Linked DNA regions of Mus musculus: region 2 is linked to region 1. The links are chromatin loops, found by intact Hi-C in ENCODE. Cell type or tissue: gastrocnemius. All regions are shown on one strand. Links, peaks and the distances in the headings refer to the core of each region. The heading gives the core; the rest is flanking DNA.

What was found. A loop is a pair of places that touch in the nucleus more often than their neighbours do. Peaks named below come from ENCODE experiments on the same cell type or tissue, not always from the same donor. Only the 100,000 strongest peaks of a DNase experiment are listed, where the experiment ranks them.
Region 2: a loop joins it to region 1, with 2.2 times the contacts of the local background. A loop is called at or near these places in 7 of 42 quality-filtered maps.

The regions. Positions count from the first base shown.
Region 1 is chr3:100,672,325-100,684,501 of GRCm38, reverse strand. The region is part of intron 1 of Man1a2 (mannosidase, alpha, class 1A, member 2); the gene reads left to right. Among named protein-coding and RNA genes, the nearest start is that of Man1a2, 7.1 kb to the left of the region's middle. In gastrocnemius, for the core only: no CTCF peak of the experiment used is centred there; DNase peaks (open chromatin) are centred at 2,648, 4,038 and 5,346; H3K4me3 peaks cover 2,117 bases; H3K27ac peaks cover 2,217 bases.
Region 2 is chr3:100,157,221-100,169,397 of GRCm38, reverse strand. Wdr3 (WD repeat domain 3) reads left to right here and starts at 6,991. Exons shown (of 27, transcript NM_175552.5): 1 at 6,991-7,054; 2 at 8,176-8,378; 3 at 9,423-9,632; 4 at 11,956-12,074. The coding sequence starts at 8,208. Gdap2 (ganglioside-induced differentiation-associated-protein 2) reads right to left here and starts at 6,935. Exons shown (of 14, transcript NM_010269.3): 1 at 6,733-6,935. In gastrocnemius, for the core only: no CTCF peak of the experiment used is centred there; a DNase peak (open chromatin) is centred at 6,936; H3K4me3 peaks cover 2,842 bases; H3K27ac peaks cover 1,829 bases.

The sequences.
Region 1 (12,177 bases), core at 1,114-9,113:
CTTTCTTGTCTCTCCCCCCTCCCCCTCCTGCCCCTGTGAATGATCAGGGTGTTGAACGTTGTTGGTTCAGAGCTGCCTGGGTAGAACCATACATAGACTGGAAGGACTCCTAGGGTTCCTTGGTTTTTCCCGGCAGAACGAAGTGTTCAGTCAGACTCTTCTGCTGTGGACAGCAGGGAGCGGAGATACAGGGAGTCAGCATGCGCGTATTGAGAACGTGTTTCTGCCTTTCTGCCACCATGTGAAGTCACTGAATCTTGACAGCTTGCTAGACTTTGCTCAGCCACCAAGTCCCAATCTCTGGCTTGTGCTCTGATTTTTTTTTTTTTTTTTAAATGTTAAAAGGTGGGGTGTGTATATCCCTAACCATAATTTGGCCAGTTATTCTGAATTGAGCCCTTGGCAGGGTATAATCAAGATGAAATGAAATGGAAGCTCTGCTTCCAGCCTTTAAGTCATTTCTAGATCTTTACCTAAAAGGAGACTTTGGAGACAATTCGCTTTTTCCAAACACCTCTCTCCTCTCATAAGCTAATTCTTGAATGTGTGAAAGAGAAGTATGTATGAGACTTCACCCGAATGGTAGAACCCCTGTAGAAAATGGGTAGTGGTTTTAACCTAGTGTGAGGATTTTGAAAAAGCCTAGGTTCAAATGTGAGCCTAAGTTAAATATTTGGGACAATACACTATTGTAATGAGGGCGTTCTCACTTTGTCTGTGAAGTTAATAATTACTTGCTTGCTAGTTCATTGACTTTTGGCCTTATTGGAGTACTTCTAATAATACAGTTTCATACCATTTTTCTATACTTTGGGATATTTGATATTTTCAACTTACATACTTTAAGAGGTTTTTCTTTAAAACTTCCCTTGCTTTGTAACTGTGAAAAACCTTACTTGGTCTGGGAAATATTTGCTGAAAAAGAAACGTTGTTTTTCTGGACCTTATTTCCCATGGTATGTATATATGATGCAATGAACATTTGGGAAAAAAATGTTCAGAGCTTTTTGACAGCAGTGATGTATTAATGTCATTTAGCTATTATGATCTGCTGTCGTGTACTGATAAGTGGCTTCCTTTATATTTTATATGGGTAGAAGTTTGCAAATTTTTACTTTAAAATTGATATTAAGAGAGTTAAGAAAAGTTCTCAACTAGTTGAAGTTAAAATACATTCAAATGAAAGTGTGTTTATGTTCATTGTACTGCACAAATTCAAAAGAATCGTTTAAGTCTCATAAGTAACAGTTCTTAAACTTTATAGCCCAGGAATATACATATATTAGAGCCCAGGAATATGTGTGTATTTATTGTTACTCAGAACCCCTGGTTCCTGAGTTTGGCAGTGGGAACAGAGTTGTAATGGCCAAGGGGTGGTTATTGAGCTGCATTTTCAGCTTGGGATAGGAAGAGTCAGGGTGACGGAAAGGACACTGTGCTGTTGGATTTGCTTGCCTACCAGCTCAGAGAATCAACTCCTGTGTGGGGAGTTGAAGCAGTGAAGGAGGCAGTGCTAACGCTGGCTGTGGCAGGAACAGTTTGTGCTGCTCTTTGTTTACACTTTGTTGTTGCTTCCTCTCACCTGAAAACAGTCTGCTTGGAATAATTTTACTTTGAGCAAGGAATACGTTTAAAATGACAGAAACTAATGTGCAAATATGATCTTGATTAAAAGTAATTCAGAAAGATAGTCTTATAGAATTATTTGTAACTAAGATCATACTTATTTTGTGTGTAGTATCTTAGAAGGTAAAAATTGTGTTATGTGTGTGTGTGTTGTGTGCATGCTAGGGACAGGGTTGGGGAGCCTTGCAAATGGAGGGCATTAATTCTTGTTACTAGTGTTTAAGAGATACTCGTTGGGATAATGTTTCTTTCTGAATGCATAGTTAGTGTAGTACCTTGGTGTTTTAGTTCAGTTGTTAGTCATTTTACACTGACTAAAATTTGTGAGTTTTTTGTTTTGTTTTGTTTTTTGAGCCAGTTTTTAATCAGCTCAAATTGTTTCCTCTGTATGACAGCGACATCTACTTTATGGGCTGTACTGAATGAGATAATACGTGCGAGTCCTTGATATAGTTCACAACTTCAGCCAGTTGTCAGGGAGACTTAGGTTATTATCACTTATAATTGGAATGTTTGAATTCTGACTTTGCTTTAAGTGTTTTATGTTTCTGAAAATCTAGGTACAGTTTGATAAATATTTTAAAGAGTACACCAGAATGTTTCTATCAAAAGGAACATTTTATAATGACATTATTTTATAACTGTTATTAGTTAACAACAAATAATCTACTGTTCAGACTGCTCATGTAGAGCCTCCTGTGTGGATGGGCTAATGATTCAGGGATTCAATGATTTTGGTTTTGGTTGTTAGAAAGTTGTACTCAGAGCAACCAGAGTTTGTAGGGAGTGACTGTCCAGCATTTGGAGTGGAGGGGGAGAGAAATGAGAATAGGAAGGTTTCATTGAGGGGGAAGGGGCTCTGAAACGGTGAGAAAAAGAAAGCTAGATGAAGCAGTGATGGGAGGAGGCATGGTCAAGCAGGCTGCACAGGAGAGCCCTAGTGGGAAAAACCTGGCGTTCTTACGGGTACAGGAAATGTTCCCGTGACTGACGAGGTAGACAGTGTGGTTGTGTGGCCAGGTGCAGAGAGTAGACAGGGCAGATGTGGATTTACAATTCCTGCCTATCCCCTAGTTACAGAAGCTTGAATTAGTTCCTGGCATGCACAACGTGGGAGATTCATGTGACAGTCTAGATTTCTGGCTTTTCTTAAAAAAATTTGCGACTGGAGCAACACTCAAGTGTCTATTTTCCGATGGCTAACACTCAGTCGGAATCTGGCTCCCTCTTGACAGGCGTGCGCTCTCCATTTTATGCCACTCACTTAAGGTGTCAAGTAACACAATAAATCAATGCTCAGCCTGCCAGTGGTTAAGTTTGCATCTCTAGGCTGGACTGTTGCTAAGTATTTTGGTCTTCATTCTGAGTAGCTGCTGGGAAGTCACAGAAGCAAAATGAAAAAAAAATTCATTTTGAATTTAAAAAAACAAAACCAATTACTTTTGTGCAGGACAACCAAGGTTGAGGGTCTAGGACACAGCAAATTGACTGTGGCCATATTAGTAATTCTGTGAGAGAAGATAAATTAGTGAGAAATGAAGTTAATTTTAGGGACCTGTGGTTGGCTGAATATAGAAGTTAAGGTAGGAGGAGAGAGTGGAAAGTAACTTCTGAGTTTCTTTTTTGTATGGTCTTGCATTAATACAAACTTTTTTTTCTATTAATGCCTTTGTTTATTTTTATTACAATTTTTTGCCTTTATTTAATAATGATTTTATGTGGTTAATGTTTGCTTAGCATGTTCCCTTTTGTTAAGTAGCTTACACAGTTTTTCAATAAACTTTTTATATGTTTATAAAGCATTTTTAAAGTACCAGTCCACTGTCAAGGTGATAATAGCACAAATTGTATTAATAGTTTAAAATTACATTTGTGATTTTAAATCACCACAAATAGGAATTTGTTATACTGCTCATTTATGTTATTACAATATATGTTGATTTACATAAAGGGTATCTTTTTAACTTGTGTATAGACAGTTTCCTTTCATTTTTCAGTCTTTCATTTGAAACTGACATTGCTTATATAATGACATTGTACAAATGAGGTTGACCTCCCCATGTGTTTGTTTAAAACATTGAACATATATTTGTAAATTATCCTTTAGTTAGGATCATGTTAGTTCAAATTGAATACTTGAGAGTTATGTGTGTTTATTTCTAGTTGCTGTCTGTCTGTCTCAGCTGATGTTATTACATTACCTGGTACAAATTACACACTTGCCCCTGTCCCTCCGGTAAACCATCACACACTTAGGACAGGGTTAGGGGGCCTGAGTTACCCTTGGGGGAGCCCCTGTGATTTCTCCAGTCCTCTGAGGACTGGGAGTCTGGGCAGTGGCTGGAGACTGGGTGGGGAGTGCAGCTTGGCTGACAGCAGATCTTCAAGGCAAGGTCCCTCACCTTGGCCGCCTGGCTGGGGCTGACGGTCACAGCTGCATCCCACTGGGCCTTGAGCAGCTGGCTGGGCTTCAGAGCCTGGAGAGCTTCTGGGGAGACTCTTCCATACTTTCCAAAAGAGTGTAGTTCCCACCAGGCTTATGAGAGCTAAGAGGGTTGGCAGCATGACAGGTAGGCTCTGAAGTTGTGACACTATGGGCAGAGCCTGGTGTCTGATAGTTTTCTTGTTTTTGGAGACAGGGTTTCTCTGTGTAGCCCTGGCTGTCCTGGAACTCACTTTGTAGACCAGGCTGGCCTCGAACTCAGAAATCTGCCTGCCTCTGCCTCCGCCTCCCGAGTGCTGGGATCAAAGGCATGCGCCACCACCGCCCGGCCTGATAGTTTTCTTAAAGGGAAAAAAATGTAGGCTTTGGAGTAGAAAGGACCTAAAGTGGAATGTAGTTTCTATTTGGTGGCTATGTGACAGTGTAGTAGATGTAATCATCTTGAACCTACAGTGACCATTACCAGTCACATCAGACTAGAGTGTACTTTAGCCAGTGTTGAGGTGGCTTAATACTAGCACTCTGGAAGCAGGGCAGGAGGATCTCTGAGAGTTCAAAGCTAGCCTGATTTACATAATGAATTCTAGGCTACCCAAGGCTATATAGTGTCTCAACAAACAAAAACTCCAACAAATGTCAAAACCCACAGAAGTGTTGTAATGAGAGATTCTTGAATTCTCTCCTCTTTCATATTTTTATTTATGTATGTGTGAATCTCTCTCTCTAGGTTTATTCTGTGCAAGATTGCACTTACCTGCAGAGGCCAGAGGTGTTAGATCCCCTGTAGCTACAGGCGCTGGAGTTACAGGCCTTTGTGAGCTGTTGGATGTGGGTGCTGGGAGTCGACCTTTTGTGCTCTTAACCACTGAAGCAGACCCTCAAATTCTTTATTCACATCCAGATTGCTGGCTTTTGCTTATTATCTGGCATTGCTCTTTAGTGCTCGTATTCATTATTTCCTAGTCACTGTGACTAGATGCTAGACCAGAAGTAACTTAAAGGCAGAAACATTCCTTTTGCCTCAAAGCTGAGGAATGCAGCTCGTTACATGGCAGTGGGAGCAACTTGGACTGTAGTGCTGAGGAAGCAGAAAGGAATCCTAGTGCATGGCTGGTTTGTTTCCCTTTTTATTTAGCCCTTGAGCCTAGTCCAATGGATGATGCTCCCCAACCATAGGTGGGTATCTTTCTCAGTTAAATGTTTCTGAAAACACCCTGGACAGACATACCTGACATGCCTTGCAGTTGTAGAGGAAGCCCTGAGCGAGTGAGTGTTGTTGACATGGGCCCAGTCTTGCCAAGGACTCTGAGTAGACCCATGGGAAATCGGCAAACCTGTTCCCATGCGGTTCAGGCTCAGAAAAGCAAAGTTTGACTGTTTACTGATAAGTGATCAGGGTGTATGAAAGCTAGCAACTACATGGTTACAGCTGGAGACTGCTTGCCAACAGAGACCCCCCCCCGACCCCCCAAAACTAGCCAACTCCTCCTCATATGCTGTAAATGAATTCCTGAGGTTCTGGATTCTAGAGGTAGTAGCTACCATTCCATCAGCCTGTGTACACCACTCTCTACCTGAGCCCATCTTTTCTGTACATGGGTCTGGATATATATTCTTCATTCTCTCACTGACCCTAGTCAAGGTTTCTGGACCTAAGCCATGCAGGATGACACAGTGCCTTATTAGTGAGCTAGGTATTTATTAATTTAATCAAGTTGGCAGTTGAAATTCACCATCATAAGTCTGCGTCCTTGTCAACTTGCCCAAACACATCTTTTTTGTTTGTTTGTTTTTTTGTTTTTTTTGAGACAGGGTTTCTCTGTATAGCCCTGGCTGTCCTGGAACTCACTCTGTAGACCAGGCTGGCCTCAAACTCAAAAAATCTACCTGCCTCTGCCTCCCAAGTGCTGGGATTAAAGGCATGTGTCACCCCTGCCCGGCTCAAACACATCTTTTTAGTTTTAATATTCTACCTCCACCCCCTATAGGCTAATGGCTGCTTCATAGTGCAAAATATATTCATTCCAATTTCAGAAGTCCTCAGAGTCTTAACAGTTTCAATGCTATTCAAAATAGCTAAGATCTCTTTTGAGACTCAAGGCAATCTCTTAACTACAGGTCTCTCAACTCATAAAATTGACAACAAATAAACAAAAAATCCAAGTTATTTATTTCCATATACAATGGCACAGTATATAAACATTCCTACTCCTAAAAGTAGTAATGACATTGCAATGAAAGAGAGGGCTAAAGTACAACTGAAATCAAGCAGGACAAGTGCCAAATTCTGTAGCTACATGTCTAGTATCCATGGTTCCTGATAACATATGGACTCTAACAACGTTGGGTAGTCCTTCCCTTCTGGTTCTATTGTCTACAATACAGCATACTTATCCTGTGCTAGTCTATGCCTTCCCTGCAGTTGTTTTGGCAGATATACCAGGTCCCAGCATCTCCAGCTTCCTGGGATTTGTTTCTGTTGTAACTTAGGTTTCACCCTCATAACTTCATGCAGTGGCTTCTTAGAACTTCCTTGCAGGGTATCTGATCTTGTGTTGCCTGGCTTCAGTAGATTCCTGGAACCTTGGTACAAGCCTCCATGACCCTGTAATTCTTTAATTTTGCATGTGTGTGAAACCAGCATTGTGTGTACAACCCTGCCAAGTTTTAATGCCAAGTCAAAATGTAGTCTGGCACCCTATTTTACAAGGCCTCTATGTGCATTGGCAGTTGAACTTGGGAAGACACTTCCCTAGGCAGGTATTTTCTAGTAGGAAACCCCTTCAGCAGCATTCTGAATGCAGGCTCTTTTCAAAGGAATTTGCATTTTACTAGCTAAGTCTAAGTCTTCAGTGGGTGGGGTCTTGCCCTAAGAAGGAATATTTCTCTCTCTCTCTTTTTTTTTTTTTTTTGGTTTTTTTGAGACAGGGTTTCTCTGTGTAGCTCTGGCTGTCCTGGAACTCACTTTGTAGACCAGGCTGGCTTCGACCTCAGAAATCCGCCTGCCTCTGCCTCCCGAGTGCTGGGATTAAAGGCGTGCTCCACCACGCCCGGCTGGAATATTTCTCTTTTAAAAATATTTTAAAATTTAAGGTTTGTGTGTGTGTGTGTTGTATACATGCTGTGGTGCAAGTGTGAAGATTAGAGAAGGGAATGGTTCTTTACACCATGTGGGTTCCAGAGATTGAACTCAGGATATAAGGTTGTATGTAAGTGCCTTTCCCGAATGACCCATCTCTTTGTCTCTAGAGGGACCTTTTTTGTTGTCCTAGTACAAAATGAGTGATTTCTCTTTGATTGCCTTACTCTCTCAACTTCCCCTCTTTTAAAGAAAAATGGTTTTTAGGTTACCTAACTATATGTATGTACATAAATTTTGCACATATGTGCTGATACCCAAGGAGGCCAGAAGAAGGTGTTGGATTCCCTGGATCTAGGGTTAGAGGTAGTTGTGAGCCTTCTGATATGTGTGCTGAGAATTAAACCCAGACTCTGTGCAAGAGCAGTGCATCCTCTTAGCTGCTGAACCCTGTAATCTCCTTCATAACTGAACATTCTTTGCCTATGTCTACCATGTCTAGAACTTTAAGCTTACGTATGTTCCTTTTCTTGTTAAACTGTGTACTTTCCCTATTTCTCTATTCTCCCTCATTATAAATCAGGGCAAGAGCAGTGGGTAGTAACCATGCCACAGCCTCAACACTCTGCTATAGTGAAATTTCTCTGCTAAACAAATTAGTCCATTATTTTTTAATTTATCTCAAGTTGTCTGGACACAAGCAAGACACAGCTATATTCTTTTCTAGAATGTAATATGAATGTCCTCTAGTCCAGTTTCCAGCTGAGTTTTTATTTCTGTCTGAGGCCTTGTGAGCTGTGACTTCGCTTGTTTGCATTTTTATTGGCTTTCTGTTCCTCTGTACTTCTCCCAGAATGGCCTGTTAAGTTCCATTTACAGCATTCTAGAACATCACCCAAGGACTTAACGTCTTACTAATTTTGACTCCTGTTGCCCCAATCCACCCATATATATATATATATATATATATATATATATATATATATATATATATATGACAGATAGAAACTATTTACAGTAAATCAGATTTATTTAAAAAGTGTTCTTTGGCTTTCATATAACCTTAAACACAAAAGCAGGTTTGCATACTAATGATATGGATGTGTTTAAATCTGTGGCCACTTTAAAAAAAGAAATCCTAGTTAAATATTTGATAATGCAGGAAATAGAACATCTTCATTTTTCAGTTGATTAGTATTTTAATTTTATAATCATCAATGCTGAGAATTCTGTTTCACATAAATTAGTATAAAATGGCAAAATGTATAAAAGCATTTTTCTGTCTGTCTGTCTGTCTATCAATCAGTCATCTATCTATTGTATATATGTATGTGTGTGTGTGTGTGTGTATCTGAATATGCACATGCCATAGGACTCATTTGGAGCCCACATGGTTGACAGAGGATGGCTTGTGGGAGTTAGTTTTCTCTTACCACCATGTGGTTTCTGAGGATCAAACTCAGGTCATTAGGCGTGACAGCAAGTGCATTCACCTGCTGAGCCATCCCGCTGGCCCACAAAAGGCACGTTTAAAGGTGTTTTCTGAAATTGCTAGAAATTCTGCCATAACCTCAAGCCAAAATTCATTTAATGATTTTTAAAATAAAACTGAAATCAGCAACTGACATAGCATCTTTAAGAGTCAAACCTTTTAATATTATACAAAGATAAACTAATACATGCTGATTAAAATACTAGAAGAATTGGCTTTCATAGTTGAATTTCTATTTTTTAAGGACAAACATATACAATAAAACATTGCAGCTAACAGCATACAGTGTCCTTGAAACAGTTTATTGACATTGCATGGTGTATCACATCACAAGTGTCCATGTCGTGTATTCAGAATCAGGGTTGCAGTGAAGTCATGTGATGAACTTGGATGAGCATTGCTAGAGACACCTCAGAATCATTCCTGTTAGCTGTTGAGTACATCTTTGGTTATTGCATATTTGCTGTTGCCATATTTCCATGCCTCCTGCATTTAGTTGTGCGTTTCCATCTGTGCTCCTGACCCACATTTTAAGAAGCTGAGTTCTAGCAGAGCCGAAGTCTTCTTATCTCCTCCTGTAGACCAGTTCCAAAGGGCTCTAAAATGTGTGGGCAGGCTGTCACAGCAGTGACAGGCCCTACTTCTCGGTTCTAACTTTCTGTATTAATTACTTTTCTTTGCTGGTGCCAAATACCCAATAGGAAGCAACTGAAGGACAGAAAGGTTCTTTTTGACATTTAGTTTAGAATGCAGGTTGGGGAAGGCATGGTGGGAGAGGCTTGGCTCAAGGTCCTGACCAAGAAGTAGGGGAAGGGACTGTCCATGTTCATCTATCTCTAGCCAGTGGATGGTACTCTCCATCTTTAGGGTGGGTTCCTCAATCTAGTTAACTGTTTTTGGAACTCAAACAGACATGCTCAATGGAGTGCCTTATTAATGCCCTCAGTGTTTATTGTTTTAATCAAGTTCATAATTTAAATGAGTCATTATAGTATGAGTTACAGATTTAAATAGCAGTATTTCATTTTTAATTTTCTTCCTTTTTTTTTTTTTTTTTTACTCCTTTGATACATTTTCTGTGTCTTTAAACCCCTAATATGTTTAGTTTATATTTTAAGACAAGGTCTTGCTATGTAGCTCAGACTTGCCTTTAACTATTGACTTTCCTGCCTCAGTCTCCCAGGGTGGCACAATAATAGTGATATATACAGTATTACACCCAGTGCCTCTCTCCTTCTTAAGACTTTTGGCCCTTTTGAGGGTTTGCTGTTTTGTCTTGTGTTATGTCTGTCGACTATTCCATGACCTATTTAACTCTTGGTTATTTGTCTTGCTTCTCTTTACTTATATATGGATTATGTAGAGACTGTGAACTTCTTATTTGTGATCAACAGACTAAAGTTGGTGCTTTCTTATTATTTTTATTCTTTGGATAGGAATACTGAATGACTACTTTTTTAAACTTCATAGTTGAAGAACAAGTAATTTGTATTCATAGACTTAACTGTATTGAGGAGTAAGTTTTTTTATGCAGTTCTCAAGTTGAGAATAGAGTTGGTAGTGGATAGTCTCCATGATTCCTTCAACACACAGAGCATAGCTTGTTTTTCCTGGTTCCTCTGTACAGATCCTCCAATAGTTTATCTTAGCTATAATGAAGGTTATTGGAGTGTAAGGTACGAGGTGTGAAGAGCTCTGTAGATAGGAAAGTCTAGGTAGTGCTCTAGACTTTTCAGACGGTTCTGATCTGTCTCAGACACACAGTTGGCCCTTCACTGGCATAAGGGGTACTTGCTAGGGAGGTAGATGAGTATTAAGGACGGCCTGGTTGTTTTAAATCAAAGTATAGTTGTAGATTAGTAAAGAGGGCATCTGGTTTCTGATGCTAACTTTGTGATGGCTGCTTGGTTATTGTTTGTTTTTGATTTTTTGATAGTCTGAGTTTTTTGTTTTGTTTTTTTTCTCCACTTTAAATCATTTCTTTTTCTTTCACAAGTGTAATCTGGGAGACACTGTACTGTGAGCTGCCCACTCACAGGATAACCTTTTGTATATTATTTAAAACCTAATTTTCATATGAAGCAAAAATGCCTATAGCTCTGCATTATTAGTTTAGCATTTTGAAACAACAGGATGTTTTTTAATTTTTGTATTAGATATTTTAAGATATGAGTATTGATGCCATAATAGGTGGACGGTATTTATTATTATTGTTATTAAAACATAAGTGTTTTAAGGAAATAAAGTTTCTTTTGGCTTTCTTAAGGGTCTATGGCTAGAAAGCTGGGCAGTGGTGGCGCACGCCTTTAATCCCAGCACTCGGGAGGCAGAGGCAGGCGGATTTCTGAGGTCGAGGCCAGCCTGGTCTACAAAGTGAGTTCCAGGACAGCCTGGGCTATACAGAGAAACCCTGTCTCAAAAAACAACCCCCCCCCCCAAAAAAAAAACCCAAAACCAAAAACCAAAACCAAAACAAAACGGTAGAATATAATTTAGGAGGACAGTTTATGTAACAATCATTTCAGTCAACATTGGACTCTGGGTCTATACAGGAATAGAACTTTAGTAACACTACAATGGGACAAAAAAACAAAAAACTCCATCACTTGACAGAAGCCTAGCTGAACAAGGAGTAAGGGAAAGGGGGCTGCAGAAGGCTGGGGCTGGGGAGGACTGGGAAGCCACAGGAAAGCCTTCAGCAGAAACTTGCAGACCTGAGTGAACTCTAAACATTTCAAAGCACCAAAAGGTTTGCTTAGCAAAGAAAAGTGATGGTTGTACATTATCTGTTTATAAGCAGAATATTATTGTCCATAATAACTGTTATAAATCTATGCATTTGTACTTTTGAAATACTTTGAGTTTTTAAAATACTTTTCTCTAATAATATTTCTTTTGCTGTTGCTCTTTTAACCCTCAGTTTTTGGTACTACTATTTTACTTATTAACAGCTCGACTTACTCCTTTAGCTCCTCTGCTATTATTAGACTCTAAAGATTTTTTGAATCTTTCTCATTTTTATGGTCTACTTAAAGGGCTATGTAGTTGCTGCTTATTTATCTGTCTTTCCCAATACAGTCCTTGAGGACAGATGACTGTATTTTACATTTCATTTCCAATGCTGCATAAAGGCCTGCTGTTAAAATAACAGTGAAAACTATTAGAAATAATTCATATTTGCCCAATCTAGAACAAACTTAGTCCTTGAAATGTATCTAAAACTACTCTGCATTGAATTTCCATTTTTTTTTAAAGGGAAAAGAGTAGAAACGTGATGAGTGTTTTTATCCTTTCTAGTTTTCTCATCAGATTTGTAAGTGGACTTAAGTAATCTCATTTTGACACTCTAACATTTAAATCATGTCTAAATTTGTAAAAGTTTCCTGCAGAAGCTATGCATCTACTGAAATCATTGAGTGATTTAAAAATTTAGGTACATGTTATATTCTTTATTGATTGAAGATGACTAAAATATCCAAACTCAGTCTCTGTATTTCTTGACTAGGAAAATGATTTTGTTACTTTGGTTTTTCTATT
Region 2 (12,177 bases), core at 2,160-10,159, 520 kb after region 1:
TACACACTATTCTTGCCGAGGATCAGATCTGGTTCTTACCGCTCATGGTGGGAGGCTCGCAACCACTTATAACTCTGACGTGCACATATATATGTAATTGTAAATACATTACAAATAAAGTAAAATCTTCTTTAAAAAGAGGCAACATGCAGAGGAACAATGAACAGGATCTGACAATACACAGGATATGGTATATGAGACTGCTTGTGGTAGACAGCTGGTTGTACAAACGCTGGAAGAGGAAGGTGTGAGTTTCTAGAGCTGGACCTAGGCTACGGACAACTCCACCAGAGCAAAGGATACTCAACTTACCCCTGACTCCCACAGCTGTTTCCTGCAGTAAACTGCAGCCTCATTTATCCTCTTAACATTTGTTCGCACTAAGTGTGAGTTAGGTACTATTCCAAGTCCTGGGGACTCTGGGAGCAGGGCATGTCTACCTTTGGGAGCTCATGTATCTGCAGAGAAGAAAGGTGATGATAACAGTGTAATGAGAGCGCGTTCCAGAGAACAAGTGACTTGTGAGGAGCAAGCAGGGAAAACAAGAGAGCAGGGAAGCAGCCAGGGCAAAGACCAAGGGACATGGAAGGTGAGCTGCAGTCCAGGGGGAGCCAGGAAGCCATCTAGGTAATGATTTAGATCATAAGGTTGGTGCTGAGCGAGGCCAGATGATGCAGTTGTAAAACCATGCTAAAATCCTCAGCTCTTCCTCTAAATATGAGGAAGCCAAATACACTGCTTGAAACGAAGACTCTAGTTAGGGAAAGCAAGAAGGGTAAGAGTTGCAGTAGAAGATACAAGATGATCATAGGAGAGATGGGTGGCCACGAGAAATGTCACATCTGGGACTATAACTGACAGATAAATCCAAAGAATTTGTCATAGGAATACAGAGGATCCACACAAGTGAGACAATGCCTAGATTACTTCCCTTGAGCAACTGAGTTGGCTAGTGATGCTACTTATAGAGAAGAGGTATTGGAGTAAGCTGTAGGGTGAAGGAAAAGCAAGGGTTCCCATTCCATATGTCTGTCCTTTTGAATGTGCTGAGTTCAAAATGTTTATTACATAGCCCTGAGTTTACTGTCAAACTAACAAATGGATGCTTGAGGCTAGAGCTCAGAGCAGAGGTTCAGCATAGATCTAGAAGTCTCAGCAAGTGCAGTGTTGAAAACTACGGGAACTAGACAAGACTGTCTGCGGGACAAGTGCAAACAGTGAGAAAGAGATCCTAGGGCTGAGTCCTACAGCAAAATGCACACTAAGACAAGAGCGTAGGTGAGGAGGCGGCTAAGCCAGGAAGGAAGCTCAGCAAAGACAGCAGTGGAAGGCCAACAGAAGGAAGGGCGCATTCATGGGTGCTTCAGCCAGAAAGATCAGCTAGAGCAGAATGCTACCAAATGATCAAGACCTCGTGGGTTCAGGAAATGAGCAGGCAGATGAAGGACAGAAAGTCAATCTGGGAGCTAATTTTTAAAAAGCTTTTTGACCTGAGGCTAATGTTTGTTGTCATACTCAGGGAGAACAAACTTGCCCTTCCCAAACTAATTTATCCACGTTTCTCGGAGAGAGACCAGATACTAACTGGAAGCACAGATCTATCAGAATATGCAAACCTACTGTTAGATGGGAAGTATGGTCATTCAGCTAGCAGCTAAAAAAAAGATCTTATAGAGTATGCTAAGATAATTTGTATTAGTGCTTATGTTTATACTAAATAATCCTGCTTTAAGATTAGTTTTCTAGATGTTGTACTTAGTTCAGTCCCTTTGAACCTGGAGACAAACACAAGCCACATGTGTAAAAATACTCAGATTTGCTCCAGGCAAAACTGAACTAAGTTGCCAGCCCTTACTCTGCTCATTCTAACTCATTTAGGCCTTGAAATCAGATTCTCCTGCCGCAGCCTCCTGAGTGCCTGGAACATCAGGTTAGTGTCCGGGGCCTGGCTCACCATATCACCTGATGGCAGTAAATAAATGAATAATTGCTTCTTTAAGCTAAATTCTATTCCTGACACTAACACCTGCCTCTGGAATATGTGAAAGATCAACAAAAAGTTAAATGGTCAAGACAAAAAGAATCTCCACCTTGCTGTAGTTCTTCTTTTCTCTGTGACAGAGGTAAAATCACATTGTGTGCATAACTTTGAACCTATGTCTACACACAGTGAAAAAGTGGAGTGTGGCATAATGCAAGTCATGAGACTCTGTGTCCAGGTCCAAGTGCGGATCCCTGAGTCAACATCTTCGAGCTGTGATCCTTGAGGCAAAGCTAGTATTTATAGCTAAAGCAGAGGTAATTAACTCACAGGCTTATCATGAAGATGAATGCAATAATCTGTGCCAAAACTACACAGCAGAGCACCTGCCGTAAAGCAAGGCACAATGAATTACCTTTTGAGATTTCCTCAGGGCCAGTGTGACCACGGCTGAGATGAAGTTCTATTTCCATGTGCAGCAAAGGCTCCACACTCGCTGTCAAATCACCATGCAAGCTGAATGCTGAGTGCTGAATGCTGAGTGCTGAGTGCTGAATGCTGAGTGCTGAATGCTGAGTGCTGAATGCTGAGTGCTCAACTAAGTTACAGTCCTACAGATCTTGATGTCATGACTTCCCTTGTCATGTCTGGTTAATCCCTAAATAACCCAACATCTGCTCCTGTGTCACTAGGGGAAGGAAATCACACAAGCAGCCATTTTGTGCCAAAATGAGTGTGCGTGTTCCTACGTTAGCTGGACCCACCATCAATATTACTGCTCAAACCACTAACTTCTCTCTAGTTCCAAATCCATCTTTATAGAATACTCTTTTCCAACTTCTGAGTTATCTCGGGGTATATTCTGCATGCTTAAGCCAGCCAAAAGGTCTTAACTCAAGCACTTTGCTAGCTGCCCGTCACAAGAATAACATCAATTCTCCCTGAACATTTTTGGAAAATCTTTCCTCCCTCATTTCTTCTTCAGACCATAGAAACATCTCCCCAGTTTGTTGTTGTTGTTGTTTTGTGTTTGTTTGTTTTGTACTGGGGTTGAATCTGGGCCTCAGGCATGCTGGGCAAACATTATCATGTGCTATATCTCCAGCCCTAAATTGCCCCGCCTTACCTTGTTCACTCTAACTCACATAGGCCTTGAAACCAGATTCTCCTGCCTCAGCCTCCCGAGCAGCTGGAACCTCGGAACATCAGGCTAGTGCCATGGGCCTGGCTCACCATGTCACTTTGTGTGAGAGGGTGCGGTATGTGCTTGCATGGGTGTGTGTAAGCATGTGAATGGAGGTTAAAGTCAACAGCAGGTATCTTCCTTAATTGCTTGTTCAACCTATTGAGACAGTCTCTCACTGAGCCTGGAGCTCGGTGATTCCACCAAAACCCTCAAAGATTCCATCTCTTGTGTCCTCCTTCCAAAGCTGAGATCACAGGTGCACGGCAAAGCATCTAGCTTCTTACCTGGGAGCTCAGTCCTCCTCCCACCTGAGTGTAACGCTACTCTAGGCTCCACCTCACTTTGAGTGTTTGTTGCAGAGCTGTATCCTCTTAAAACTTTCCCCCCTCAACGACGATCACAGCTCTGATTTCAAGGTCAACAGAAACCTAAGTTGATCACTTTCTCCGAGAAGTCCCATTACTGTCCTTGATGTGTATGGACTTCAGTAGGTCTCCTATACACCCAATCATCTCCAGTCAGTACAGCTCGTTGCCTCTCTCCAGCTACTGAAGACGTCAGTGTGAGTGCTAAATGAACGATAACTAATGCTCAAAGCTGACTGTGGGGCAAAAGGTAAGGCCTTTCCTGGAAAGCTTCCTGAAAGTTAATCAAGGTTGAATTCTTTGGCAGCTCCATCCGCACCTCCAAAGAGAAACTGATTTTTCTCATTAAAAAGAGATTTAACTCCTGCCTGCTCCCAACATAAACTCATGGCCATGCTTGTGCAAAAGCGGAGCAGCGAACCCAAAGGTGGCAGAAACCTAAACACTGTCTCACTCCACAGAATGTGTGGTAAGAAATATAGCCTGTAAGAGATGATGCATATATCTGAAAGGATTTCCAGACTTAGATTAAGAATTCTAGGGATAGACTGAAAACAAGCAGGGTGGTGGGCATGATGGGAACTGTGTGTGTGGGGGGGAAGGGGAGCAGACATGACTACAGTGATTTATAACCTTAGCCAGAAATTAAGCAACATGAAACCAAAAAGCCCTTCCCACTGGAAATCAATTGACCAGTGTTGAACTTTGAACAAGCTTGCAAACAAGCACTATAGTTTAGTAAAACTCACAGTCTCCTGAGGCACAGTTTTGTATCAAAAAGTTGTTGGTTTCCAGACTAAATCAGATCTATGAATTAGGCTAAATATTTTCTATGTTAGTTTAAGAGAAAGGACCCCCCCCCCCAAACAAAGAGAAGCTACTATTCTTTATGATTCAAAGAGTTCTTTGTAGCTTATTTCCCCCTGCATCCTGCCACCATTAGCTTTTAAAAACATACAAATTGTGAGTTATTTGAAAAATTGAATTGCCTGCAGAGACCAGATTTTTACTCCTCCAGGTCCGGCAGCATCAGGCAGAGCACTTGGGATCACTGTCTCAAAACCTGAGTTTCCAAACAGGTAAAAAAGAATGGTATCAAGTTGGGTGTGGTGGCACAGGCCTTAAATTCCAGCTCTGGGAGGCTAAGGCAGGTTGAGCTCAGTGAATTTGAGGCCCAGCTGTCCTAGTTCTAGGACAGCCAGAATTATCTTATCTCAACAAAATAAAACAAAATGAATGGTGCCACTTAAAAAAAGGGCGGGGGGGGGGGAGAGTGAGAACCAACTAAGAGGAGAAGATGACTGTCAAATGTTTACACAGGTGAGCTAAGTCTGGGAAACACATAGAGTTGGACCATGAATCTGACCTCTAATAATTAAGCAGCTTGTTTGTTGCTTTTGGCAAATAACAGGTTTATTATTCTTTATGGCTCTGTATTTCAATATTTAAATGCCCAGGATATATAAGGGTGAAAGCACCCACCATATTCATCCTGATGCCAAATCAATTATATTTACAAGAGTTACTTTATGCAAATGGAAGCTGCTCAGATGAAAACATGTCCGTGCTCACCTATATCAGCAAATAAATACATTATAATAAAACAGACCTCTAACCTTCATCAATGGTCCCAGGTAAACTGTAAATCATCATTCAAAAAAACATACAAAACACATGTTTTCCGGTGAATTAGCAGTGTCACCTACATATTAAACACACCAGAGCATGCTTCAGTTGCAAGTCTTCATACAGAGTGCAATTTGAAACTTAAAATAATAATGTTGTTCTTCAAGTACTAGATAAGAAAATGTATCTTAAAGTACTGGATAAGAAAATATGTAAGATTAAGGTGTGCTAGTTTAGCCTGGCGGGCCAGTACACGCCTTTAATTCCTGCATGCTGTAGGCAGAGGCAGGTGGATCTTTGTGAGCTCAAGGACAACATGGTCTTCAGAGAGCTCCAGAACAGGGCCTTTGTGAGACTCTGTCTAAGGAGGGGTGGTGATAGGGATGCTAGATGCAGCACTCTATATCATACCAGGCTGGCTTTCCAGTGCTGGTATTAAAGTTGTGGACAAAACCTGGCTTTGATCCCACGACCAAAGATGACAACATCAATTGGCAATGTCTAAAGGTTGGGCAGGCCTGAAATCTTCTAAACTGTTTCCCCACCAAAGCACACATCTCCCATCTCTAACAAGGAAATGCACAGCATCTACAGGAGGTAGGGTCCATACACATCTATCCAAATGTTCCTCCCCAGCCTGGAATAAATTTATCATCACGATTTCTTGCCTTCTTTTCATCCAACCCACTACAAATGATTCTTCTTTCAAAACAATTTTCTTAAACACAGAGGATGAGCTGGACATGTTTTAAATCACTAAGAAAATCTTACCCAGTAAATAGTAGCTAAAATTAAAAAGGAAAGGCCGGGCGTGGTGGCGCACGCCTTTAATCCCAGCACTTGGGAGGCAGAGGCAGGCGGATTTCTGAGTTCGAGGCCAGCCTGGTCTACAAAGTGAGTTCCAGGACAGCCAGAGCTACACAGAGAAACCCTGTCTCAAAAAAAAAAAAAAAAAAAAAAAAAAAAATAAGGAAGACAAGTCTACCTGTCAGCTACAATTGTCTACATGTCTAATTTCTAGGTTGGCTACAGAGGTTCAGTAAACCATGGCAGGGATCAATTCTTTTGTATAGTTATACGTACAGTTATATAGACAGCTACAGACATCAGACCTCGTTTCTAAAACTTCTAGACCAGCCCAAGGATAAAAGGGGGCAAGAGAAGAAAAGCTAATTTCCTCGTTAACAGAGTGGCTCAGTCTCAGTCTACAATTAAGGACCAGTAAGCCCAGGGTCACTTCCCTCTCAAGTGACCTGAAAGCGGAAACACAAAGCCAGGTCAATGTCACTCCAGGGACTGCGGGGTCTTTTTACAACTCAGCATCCTGGGCTCAGCGTCTGACCACAGGGAACCCGATTTATAGGACGGGCTGGACTCTGCTAGAGCCGCCACCCGCAGGGCTGCTCGCAGCACCGCGTCCCAGCAAATCCCGGGGACCTGCGTCCCCAGAGCTTGGCGACCCAACCTACCCTGAGTGCGAAGCCCAAAGCCCGGGAGGACCCGCCAGCCCAATCCCTCCCAGCCGCCGCACCCGACTGTGTCGCCCTCCCTTCCCGGCTTCGCCCTTCTCTCACAGCGCTCGGGCGGGCCCATCCGGGCGGCGGCCCGCAGCTCACTCAGATCCGTGGCAGAATTCAGGCGGATGACATCCGTACACTTTGCTTGCCAGAGGCGGAGGCTGAAGCGAACCGGTCTCCAGAGGCCAGGGTGACTGGCGACAGCGATCTGACAGCGAAGGTACCCGCTTCCTCTCCGCCACGCCACCCAATCACAGCGCTCTGCCGTCACTTCCGCCTAGAAGGTAAGGGAAACGCCGGGCGGAAGAAACTTCCAATCGGACCGGAAGTGGCGGGTCTCGTAGGCAGCGCTGTCTGCTGGAGCCTCGTGGAGAGTGAGGTGAGTGTTGCTGGCTCTTTAGGGATCGCGGGGCGCGGTTCCCCGCACAGTGGTGTTCACGGTGAGCCGACGCGGCGAGGGACTCCGCGCTAAGGGCACTAGGGAGGCCGGGGAGAAGCCCTTTGCCGCGGCCGTCTGCATCGCAGAACCCAGAGGCCGCGCGCTGCCCCCGGGCCGGAGTGCGAGGCTGCTGGAACTGCCCGATTTCCTTGGATTATTTCGGGGATGATGTGCAATAGAAACTTAGGTGCGGGGGATAGTTTGAGAGTGACCAGGTCGCAGGAAGGAAAACAAGCGAAGTTATTTGAGAAATAAGCTTTAAAGCCCTCGGGTAGGTACAGTGCATGTGAAAACGATAAACAAGCGTGTTACTATGACTTGAAGCGAAAATCGTGGACGTGGAAGTGCTAGATAGAAAACCAGTGCAGCAGCTCGTTGAAGACAAACTGGAGATGAAAGTGCAGGGAAGAGAAAACTGGGTAGAAAAGGCAGACACATGAACACACATGCATAAAAGCTGAGATCGGTTGGTCTGAGCTTTTGGATAGAGGAACTGCAGCAGCCCCATAAGCTCTGCGAGCTTATTATATACAGTTGAAAATGAAGAGGGGATTATTGCTTACAACTGAACAAGGAGACAGGGTGATTGTATAGAGATAATATCTAATTGCAATAGGGACAGTCTGTGGGGAGCAGTCTTCAGTCAGTACACATGGTGGTGTGGTGGGAGGGAAGAAGGCTATGGTGAACATTTTCTGGAACACTGTAAACATCCCACTTGAACCAAAGGACCATGATGCCTCTCCTATTGGTCTGGGGCATTGAAGTCCTTGACATGGCTACATTCATGTCAGCAGGACCCATTCACTCTGGGCTTCCTCTGATCTACACACAGGGTCTCTTCGAATCCCAGGAATCTCTCTCTCTGCCTTCCCTGTGCTGGGGTCATAGACCTGCATTTTTCTGTGCCTGGCCTTATGTGTGGGTGCGGGTACTACAGCAGGTACTTTACCATCTGTGCCAAGTTACATGCTTTTGATCATGTAAAAAAAAAAGGTTCCTGTTTGTTAGCTGTGCAGAGTCATTGTATTGCAAAAACTGAATTTTGTTTATTTACACAGATTGCCTTCCCGGTGTCATCAGACAGCCCAGCATGGGGCTTACTAAACAGTATCTGCGCTATGTGGCTAGTGCTGTCTTTGGCTTGATTGGCAGCCAAAAAGGTAACATTGTTTTTGTGACACTCCGTGGTGAGAAAGGACGCTATGTGGCAGTACCCGCCTGTGAACACGTTTTTATCTGGGACTTAAGGAAAGGCGAGAAGGTAAGTCAGAAATAAGAAATGGACACCGTTAAATGACACCGACTCTTGGAAGGGTGAAGTGGGAGAGCCTTGACTGACCTGCCTGCACTCATTTGTGTGTGAGTCCCCCAAGAGATCACTTCCCTTTTATTTTTCTAGACGGCTAGCACCAGATTCTGTTGTGTTCTGAAAGTCACAGCCAAGCAGGAGTTTGCTTAAATGGGTGTGTTCGTTTTCATGGGTTATTATTCTTAGCCATTATTAACTTCTACTTTTGTCGACCGGTTCTGCTTTTCATGTTCTGCTTGTTCTCACAGCCAGCTGTAAAGCAGTAGAATTTCAAAGGACTGTCATTCTGCTGTGTTGTGCAGTCCTTCTCTTAACCATAACTGATGAGATTCATTGGTTGCTTCACTCTGCTTTGACTGTGACAGAAGCTATTCCTTTCTTGCTAAGCACAAAGAGATAAATTATCCCTCTTTACTGTGTGACTCCCAGGAGGTGAGATGAGTTACATATAGATTTATAGATGTAAATATATAGAAGCCTGTTGCTACCCAGAGCTTCTTCTTGGGATGAAACTGTTAGTACTGTAGGTTGAGTTACAACAAGGATGAGTTTATAGCTCTGTATCAGAAATCACTGGGATACAAAGTTGCTAACTTAGCTCATTGCCTGGATCATTTGCATACACACCAGCACCAAGCTTGAGAGGACGTGATGACCTCTTGAGGAGCTTATGGTCTTTGCTTGTCAAGTTTTATCCTCGTGTATCAGTGACTGGAAATTGTTGATATGTGTATGTGTTATATGTTGATATGTGTATGTGTTATATGTTGATATGTGTACTATGTGTTATATGTTGATATGTGTATGTGTTATATGTTGATATGTGTATGTGTTATATGTTGATATGTGTAATATGTGTTATATGTTGATATGTGTTATGTGTTGATATGTGTATGTGTTATGTGTTGATATGTGTATGTACTGAGGTCATTCCTGTGCTGCTGTCTTGTTACATGCCTCACGCTTCTGAGTTGGTTTTCATCTTTATGATTTCAGATCCTTATCCTTCAGGGGAATAAACAAGAAGTCACTTGCTTGTGTCCTTCCCCAGATGGGCTGCATCTAGCTGTTGGCTATGAGGATGGAGCCATCCGAATCTTCAGCCTCCTCAGTGGTGAAGGAAACATAACCTTCAATGGACACAAAGCAGCTGTCACCAGCTTAAAGTACGATCAGCTAGGAGGCAGGCTGGCTTCTGGGTCTAAGGTGAGCCTCAGACAGGTGCCCAGGGTTGTTTCTCACACTTAATATAGGAGCAGATTATTCTCATAAACTGTGCTATGAGATGGGTTGGATTCTCCGTGTCCAAGCTACTATACATTTGGGAGAAAGAGTGAGGAGGATGGGTGCGTATGAGGGAGTGTTCTACTTGTTTCCTGTTCTGTTCTCTGATAAAAGTCTGTGGCATGAAAGAATAACACAGAGGTACTCTGGAATCTATCACTGTGGAAGAGGGACCCCAAACTATATAACCAGGAAGATTAGAAAAGAAGATGGTTATAGTTTGCCAATGAATCTGTTTTACAGGTTGATGAGTTAAAGCCAGGTGTGCTGGTGCACACCTTTAATCCCAGCACTCAAGATTCAGGGCACCTGCATTGCTCTGAAGTAGAGGCCAGTCAGCCAAGCTTTGTCTCTGGGGATACACAGTGAGACCCTCTCTCAAAGAAGGCAAAGAAAAGATCATTGTTTTCCCAGCACAGAGGAGGAAATGCACTATTTGCAATTGTAGCCACTGGGAGAGGAAAATCAGTTTTCTTCAGTGGAGTGACACTGGCTGTATCAGCCAGGCTCCGGGCAGACCCTGTGCTGGGGTGGTTGGCCAACACATATCAGGCTCTGGTTTGCTGTTGCTGCTCTTTATGTTGTTGGTTTGTTTTTAAAAGGAGAAAGAGAATGAAGCTGGGTGGCTCAGAATGTTCAGGGGAAGAATATAAAAAATATATGAAATTCTCAAAAGATAAAAACACGCCAGGCAGTGGTGGCGCACGCCTTTTTTTTTTTTTTTTTTTAAATATTTATTTATTTGTTATATGTAAATACACTGTAGCTGTCTTCAGACACTCCAGAAGAGGACATCAGATTTTTGTTACGGATGGTTGTGAGCTACCATGTGGTTGCTGGGATTTGAACTCAGGACCTTTGGAAGAGCAGTCGGCACTCTTAACCTCTGAGCCATCTCACCAGCCCGGTGCACGCCTTTAATCCCAGCACTTGGGAGGCAGAGGCAGGCAGATTTCTGAGTTTGAGGCCAGCCTGGTCTACAGAGTGAGTAGGGCTACACAGAGAAACCCTGTCTCAAAAAACCAAAAACCAACCAAACAAACAAAAAAACCAAAACCCACAGTGAAGAAAAGATTGATTTTAGATCTTCTTTTAGATTTGAATCATAAATTTAAGACATTAAACTTCTTTCATTTAAAAAAGTATAAAAAGAAAAGCAGAAAATATTTAATAAAAACTATCATCTACCTCTTAGACTTGTAAATTAAGATGTTAAAAAATAACATGTAGAAGATAACATTGATGAAAAATAAACAGGGTAAAGTGTCACTGTTTAATACAGATAATGAGAAGAATTAGCATTGGTTGGTAGAATGCTTGCTTCGCATATAGAAACTCCTGGGTTTGGTCCCTGGTACCACATAAACTTGTCCTGTGCTTGTATATCTAATACTTGGAGATGGTGGCTGGAGGTGAAGTTCAGGGTCAGCCTCAGCTGCATCGTGAAATCAAGGCCAGCCTGGGCTATATCAGACCCCATCTCAGTGTCAGGAAAACAAGTTGGATATGAAGAGCAAGCATTGTTCATGGAAGGAAGAGAATTGGCAGGCAGTTTTAGAAAGGTGATACTACTCAGAGTACACAGATGGGAAGCTGGTCTTCTCATACAGATCTTTGGTAGTTCTATAGATAGATGTAATCTGAGGATTATTATGATAGTGTGACTCTAAAATTGTAAAAATAGCCCCATCCTCTAACCAAGAACATCAAACTGTAGCATCTATTTGTAGTAAGATAAATGCACAAAGATTTATGCATGTGAATTTTCAACTTTGCATATTTTATAGTAACAAAATTGGAGATGACTCATTTATGTAAAATATGAAATTTAAATAGTAATACTAGAAACTAGAGTACAGCTTAATTAACTACCAAAGTGCATTAAATAAAAAGATGGTTTCAAGCTGAATCCTGGCATGGGCTCTTTTCCTCTTTGTTGTGTTTTGTGGTTTTGATGTGGAGTCTTACTGAGCTGTCCAGCTTTCCTCCTAAGTGGCTGGTACACCATATCTAGAGCGCTCTGTTTTCTCATGCAGAAGTAGCCTGGAGATCTCATGCATATGTAATTAGAGCAATGTAAAACCAAGTCTCTGCTCAGTACTCCTGGATGAAGGGTGGACTGCCGTCTAACCCCAAGCTGTATTGGGCAGTATAGCACCTTCATGGTGACTGAGCCCCATCTCTTGTCATTTAGCCTCTTGTGGTAAGAATTTTTGTTTTCTTGTGTGTTACTTTGTCCCTCAAGGATACAGATGTCATTATTTGGGATGTGATCAATGAAAGTGGCCTCTACCGTCTAAAGGGACACAAGGATGCTGTCACACAAGCTTTGTTTCTCCGAGAAAGGAATCTGCTGGTTACAAGGTAAAGGCTTGATGACTTCCGAGTTAGAAGAGGAGTCGGCCTCCTTGCTCGTGCTCCCCTTGTCCTCATGGCTGTGAGCCAGTGTGCTTTAGCTGCCAGCTTT